Linked DNA regions of Homo sapiens: region 1 is linked to region 2. A link is an interaction called in ENCODE POLR2A ChIA-PET data of the cell type or tissue named here. Cell type or tissue: PC-9. All regions are shown on one strand. Each heading gives the region's core, and the rest is flanking DNA. Links, peaks and the distances in the headings are about the cores only.

What was found. Peaks named below come from ENCODE experiments on the same cell type or tissue, not always from the same donor. Only the 100,000 strongest peaks of a DNase experiment are listed, where the experiment ranks them.
Region 1: POLR2A ChIA-PET joins it to region 2 with 11 read pairs; 4 of 35 experiments call an interaction of 5 or more read pairs at or near these places.

The regions. Positions count from the first base shown.
Region 1 is chr1:93,583,482-93,586,388 of GRCh38, forward strand. It overlaps BCAR3 (BCAR3 adaptor protein, NSP family member), which reads right to left. Exons shown (of 12, transcript NM_003567.4): 6 at 537-640. Among named protein-coding and RNA genes, the nearest start is that of BCAR3-AS1, 7.0 kb to the right of the region's middle. RefSeq lists an enhancer at 1,228-1,740. In PC-9, for the core only: a CTCF peak has its summit at 1,425; a DNase peak (open chromatin) is centred at 1,870; H3K4me3 peaks cover 1,044 bases; H3K27ac peaks cover 2,500 bases.
Region 2 is chr1:93,827,119-93,830,025 of GRCh38, forward strand. It overlaps a transcript of BCAR3 not described here. Among named protein-coding and RNA genes, the nearest start is that of MIR760, 18 kb to the right of the region's middle. In PC-9, for the core only: a CTCF peak has its summit at 2,183 (motif pointing left); DNase peaks (open chromatin) are centred at 953, 1,453 and 2,163; H3K4me3 peaks cover 293 bases; H3K27ac peaks cover 2,500 bases.

The sequences.
Region 1 (2,907 bases), core at 324-2,823, 240 kb before region 2:
AAAATAATGAAAACAACCCCCTGTCTTACTAATGTAACTGCTTAGTAGGTCTCCCCATACCCCATACCTTATCACTCTTCCAGCCTTGGAAGCAGAATGGAGAGGAAGGGGAGTTGGCCTGGACAGCTGTTCTGCCAAAAGCCCCAGGATCCACCCGCCCACCCGGGAAAAGGGAGTAGGCTCATTTGTCATGAAGACTACCAGTTTTTAAATGGGCTTGAATCAGAAAACCTGGGTTCAAATGCTGGGTGATTCTGGACAAGTTACTTAACCTATCTGTGCCTCAGTTTCCTCAGCTGTGAAATGGCAATAATCATGCCTACCCTGAAGGCTTGCTACGAGGCCTAAAAGCTGGCATACGGTGTCTAGCTCAGTGCTTCGCCGCCGGATATAATTCTGCAAACCCATTCCCCTCCAGGCTGCAGGCCTGAGGCCTTGTGTCGTTTTCGAATGAGACAACTAGATGGGGCAGGGTAACAGCCTGAAGGAAACCAGGGTAACACTGACGTTCTCCCTGAAAATTCCCCGAAACATACCAATCGGCAGGTAGCTCTCTGACTGGTGGGCTTTGAGGGACAAGGCTCTTCTGTCCTGCATGTGATCCAGGCAGGCGGGCTGGCTACCACTCTTTTCTTTGTTTCTGAAGTAAAAGACACATAGGATGGAAATGTGTTACTAACGTGTAAAATAAAACTTTTAGGCAATGCCATGGGAACTTAAACAAAAACAAAAAAAAAGAAAACTGCTCAGAACGAGAGTGCTACAGCATACCCTAAAAGTAAAGGAATGACCGCTGGAGAAACAAATTACTGATGGGACGATTAATATATGACTGTGTTGTGTACTCCATCCCCCTGTCCCCATGACCAATGCAGCAGCTGAGTCCTAGGATGCCTCCTCTGGGCTGTTCCATCCTGTTGAACAGAGTAGGGTAAAAGTTTTACGATACTCCCGGGAAAATCTGATGAACTGGAATGTGTACTTTTAACAGAGCCTAAAATTACTTACAGGCCCAGAGGGAATGGCTTGCCTAACTAACATGCATTTTCCACATGCTCCATAGTGTTGCAGTTAGGAAGGAAGCTGTGGGGAAACTTCCATTTTGGTGCAAATCTCAGCATCCCCCAAATAACCTGCAGGACTGCCTGGGGAGGCTGCCATCCCCAACCTCCTGGCTGCTCTCGGGGGACCCCCACACAGCCTCCTCCTGCTGAGCTGGGAAAAGGCACCGGCACGGTCACCAAGCAGCAGTTGGGAGGCACACTGTGTAACCACACAAGGAAAAGGTGGAAGGTAACTTTCAACACACTCGCTGTTATTCCTTCTGTCCCTTTCCAATTCAGACTGGGAATTTCTCCAGCACCAAGCACCAGAATCTCCCTAGCTAGAGACAGAGGCACTGCACCAGCCAAGTTGTTATGAACTTTAATTGGCCTTCCCATAAGCATAAAACATTGTTATGTTACAGAAATCACGAAGTTCTTTCCTACCTTTACAAGCACCAAAGAAAAAACAAATCAAAAAACCCCCAAACTCCAAGGAACAGAGAAATTCCAGCAACCTTTCGAAGATAAGACAAGACCGAGGGCAAATTACAAAAGGAAATATCTCCCGAGAAGTGATATTTAAGCAGTGACCACTGCGGCTGGACTCCAGGGGCCAGAACGGCAGGGTGTGGAATGCAACCTGCCTGTGAGCACACACCTTCGCCCAGGGCAGGCCACCAGCCAGCCAACTAGCAGGCCCGACGTCAGGGCAGGTGGCACCTGGCCAGAGCTGCATAAGGGAGCCACTGAAGGACACTGGGGCAGGGCAGCAGGCCATGAGCCATCTTTTCCCCTCCTCCCACTTAAACATTTCTGGGCGTGCTGCGTGTACAAAGTGGTGACAAGTTCTAGGAGGATCTGCATTCCAAAGGGCAAACAGAAAAGTGGCTCTATTAGGCCTGACTTGTTGACTTAAGAGACTTAGTCTTTTTTTCATTTCTTATCTTAAAAAGTTTTTAAACCAGGATCATTCAGGGCCAACTAGGAGGCCTTCCCTGCAGCAGTGGTTCTGTTATCCTGCCGAATACACTCCCACTCTGTGCATGACATTAATTCCCTGCTTCGACCATTCAGCAGCCTATCCTTCCCAAAGGAAACAGAAGAAAAGGTACCCCTTCTAACACTGTAAGGCATCTCAAGTCCAATCCTATTACTATGAAAAGGAGGATTTCTAAATATCAGGTCTTGCCTCCCTCCTTGCAATTGCCCTGAGTTTTTTTGTTTGTTTTGAGACAGGCTCTCGCTCTGTTGCCCAGGCTGGAGTGAAGTGGCATGGTCATGGCTCACTGCAGCTTCAACCTCCCAGGCTCAAGCAATCCTCCCACCTCAGCCTCTCGAGTAGCTGGGACCACAGGCACACACCACCATGCCCAGCTAATTTTTATATTTAAAAAATTTTGTGCATACATAGTAGGTGTATATATTTATGGGGTACATGAGATGTTTTGATACAGGCATGCAATGTGAAATAAGTGTATCATGGAGAATGGGGTATCCATGCCCTCTAGCATTTATCCTTTGAGTTACAAACAGTCCAATTACACTCTTTATTTTAAAATATATAATTGTTTTGACTACAGTCACCCTATTGTGTTATCAAATAAGTCTTATTCATTCTTTCTAAATTTTTTGTACCCATTAACCATCCCCACCTCCCTCCCATCCCCTACTCCCCACCCACTACTACCCTTCCCAGGCTCTGCTAACCATCCTTCTACTCTCTGTGTCCAAGAATTCAGTTGTTTTGACTTTTTGATCCCACAAATAAGTGAGAACATTTGTCTTTCTGTGTCTGGCTTATTTCACTTAACATAATGATCTCCAATTCCATCCACGTGGTTGCAAATAACAGGATCTCATT
Region 2 (2,907 bases), core at 250-2,749:
AATAAAGAAATGAAAACACTTTAACTAGAGAAACAGAATTGAAACAGAACATGGTGTCTAACAAGTGAAACAAAAGCACCTCTACAGGCCAGCTGTGCCATCATGAAGGCCATTTCAACCTTTAGCTGGGAGACCAAAAAGTACTGCATCCATCTGGCTGGCACAGGGACAAGTTTGTAATGAGGCACATATGGCATGATTTGAGTTGGTCAGATTTAGCAAAACAGGAGTGTCATTTATCCAAAGCAGGCCTATCTGGAGCCAGTGGGGGAAATCTAAGTGACATCTGCCAGAATGGGACTTTACATAGCAGGGGAGTCTAGCAGACTGTGACCCAGCTCCCTCCGAGAGGGCTGTCTCAGCTACTTCCTGCAGTCTTATGGATCTTGGAGGACCAAAGCATTTTGGAGCTGGGCAGGACCCTAGGCATCCTCTCTTATTCAGCCCCTAATTTTACAAGTGAGGACACTGAGTCCAGAGAGGCTGAGTTACTTACCCTAAGTTAAGGATAAGACCAGGCCAGGTTTCTAGGTCTCCTGATTCTATATCCAGCCTTCTTGTAAACGCATCTAAAAGGAAAGAGGGAGGGAGGGAAAGAGAGAGGAAGAGAAGGGAGGAGGGAAAGGAGGAGAGAAAGGAGAAGGGAGGGAAGGAGAAAGTATGTAGGGGAGAGAGAGAGAAGTGATGGACAGTGTTGGGGCTCAGAAAACAATACCCCAAAATAAGACATTGGCATGCTGAGTACCTCAAACTAAAAGAGATTGGAAGGCCTCAGAAGCAGCCCCAGTAGCAAGTTCTCTCTGACCTTCTCCCACCCTCATGTCTCTTGCCCCTCATTCTTCCCAGTCATAGAAATCACAATTCCTGCAGGGGATAGTGACTCATGCCTGTAATCCCAGTGCTTTGGGAGGCAGAGAGCAGGAGGATTGTTTGAGCTCAGGAGATCAAGGCTGCAGTGAGCTATGATTGCACCACTGCATACCAGCCTGGGCTACAGAGCAAGACCCTGTCTCTACAAACAATAAAAAAAAATTAGCTGGGCATGACAGCATGTGCCTGTAGTACCAATGACTTGCGAGGCTGAGGCAGGAGGATCACTCACTTGAGCCCAGGAGTTCAAGGTTGCAGTGGGCTGTGATTGCAACCACTGCCCTCCAGCCTGGGCGACAGAGCAAGACCTTGTCTCTTTAGAAAATATCATAATTCCTCTTCCCCAAGGCAAGTCATAGAAACTAGAATCCCTCTCTTCCAAATTAAGCTATAAAACCTAGAAATATTACTCTGACCTTCCCCTGCCTTTCTGTGCAGAAGCTAGCCATAAATAAATTCCCTGACCTACCTTGTCTGACTGCAGGTTATCCTTGCTCCAGAGGGGTTCTCCCCTCTGCCTGGGAGGAAGGAATGCTACACAGTAAGACCAAGAAGAATCTGAACAGACAGGCCTTGCTGGGTTCCTGCCCCTCCTTTTTGTGCAATCACATTTCTACACAGCTGTTCATCTTCATCAAATCTATGCATAAAAGTGGACAGTTTTCCCTGGGTCTTTGTGTATTCATTTTTGAAGTCTCCTGCATCATGTAAAACTTTTTTTTTTGAGACAGGATCTTGCTCTGTCACCCAGGCCGGAGTGCAGTGGCACGATCTCAGCTCACTGCAACCACTGCCTCCTGGGTTCAAGCAATCCGTGTCTCAGCCTCCCAAGTAGCTAGGACTACAGGCGCATGCTACCACACCCGGCTAATTTTTGTATTTTTAGTAGAGATGGGGTTTCACCATGTTGCCAGGCTGGTCTTGAACTCCTGGGCTCAAGTGATCCATCCACCTGTGAAACAGCTCTGTTGTCTGGGGTATATACCCTGGCTTTTGGTCTCACTTGAGAAAGAACTCAGGACATGGACACACACGAGGAGTGGGTTCAGGAGTGGAAAGTTTAATAGAAGAAAAGAGAGAGAAAAAGCTTCCTCATGCTGAGAAAGCAGGTCACCCAAAAGAGGGTCTCCGGTCTGCAGTGGAACGCAATTGGTTTTGTACAGGCTTGAGGAGGCGGTGACTGATTTACTTAGGGCTCAGGGGATTGGGTTGACCAGGTGTGCCATTCACATAGCCCAGGAAAAGACTGGCTCTCCTACCCTAGTCTTTTATTATGCAAATATGGCCTCCACCTGGTGGTGGCTATACTTGTACACGTGATTTTACCTGGAGGCTGCTGTGACACCCATAAACCTGGTGACAAGGAAAAGAGGGTGAGAGACCTGGTGACAAGGAAAAGAGGGTGGGAGATGCCATACTGAATGTACCTGGCTTCCAGCTGTCTGCATTTACATATAAAAACTCCTAGTTTCCTTATCTATGCCTTCTCAGTCTGCTTTCTGTTAGAGAAGAAATGGTTTTGGGGCTGCTTTTTATTAAAGGAAAATTCCACCGAGAACTCCCACCCTTTCTAGCTGCCTAAAAATTATTTCTTAATAACTCCTGTATTACCTTGGCCTCCCAAAGTGCTGGGATTACAGGCACGAGCCACCACGCCTGGCCTAAAACTTTGATTAAATAAATTTGCCATGCTTTTCCCTTGTTAATTTGTCTTTTGTTATAAAAGTGTTGGCTGTGAGCCTTATGATGGTTGAGAAAAGGTACCACACATTTCTACCCCTACAATGGCTTACTTCCAGACTTTGTTACTGAAATGGTTTTGATCTGTGTCCCCACCCAAATCTCATGTTCAACTGTAATCCCCAGCATTGGAAGTGGGGCCTGGTGGGATGTGACTGGATCATGGGGGTGGAATTCTCATGAATGGTTTATCACCATCCCTCCTTGGTACTGTATAATGATAGAGTTCTCACAAGATCTGGTTGTTTAAAAATGTATAGCTCCTCCCCACTCACTCTCTCTTCCTCCTACTCTGGC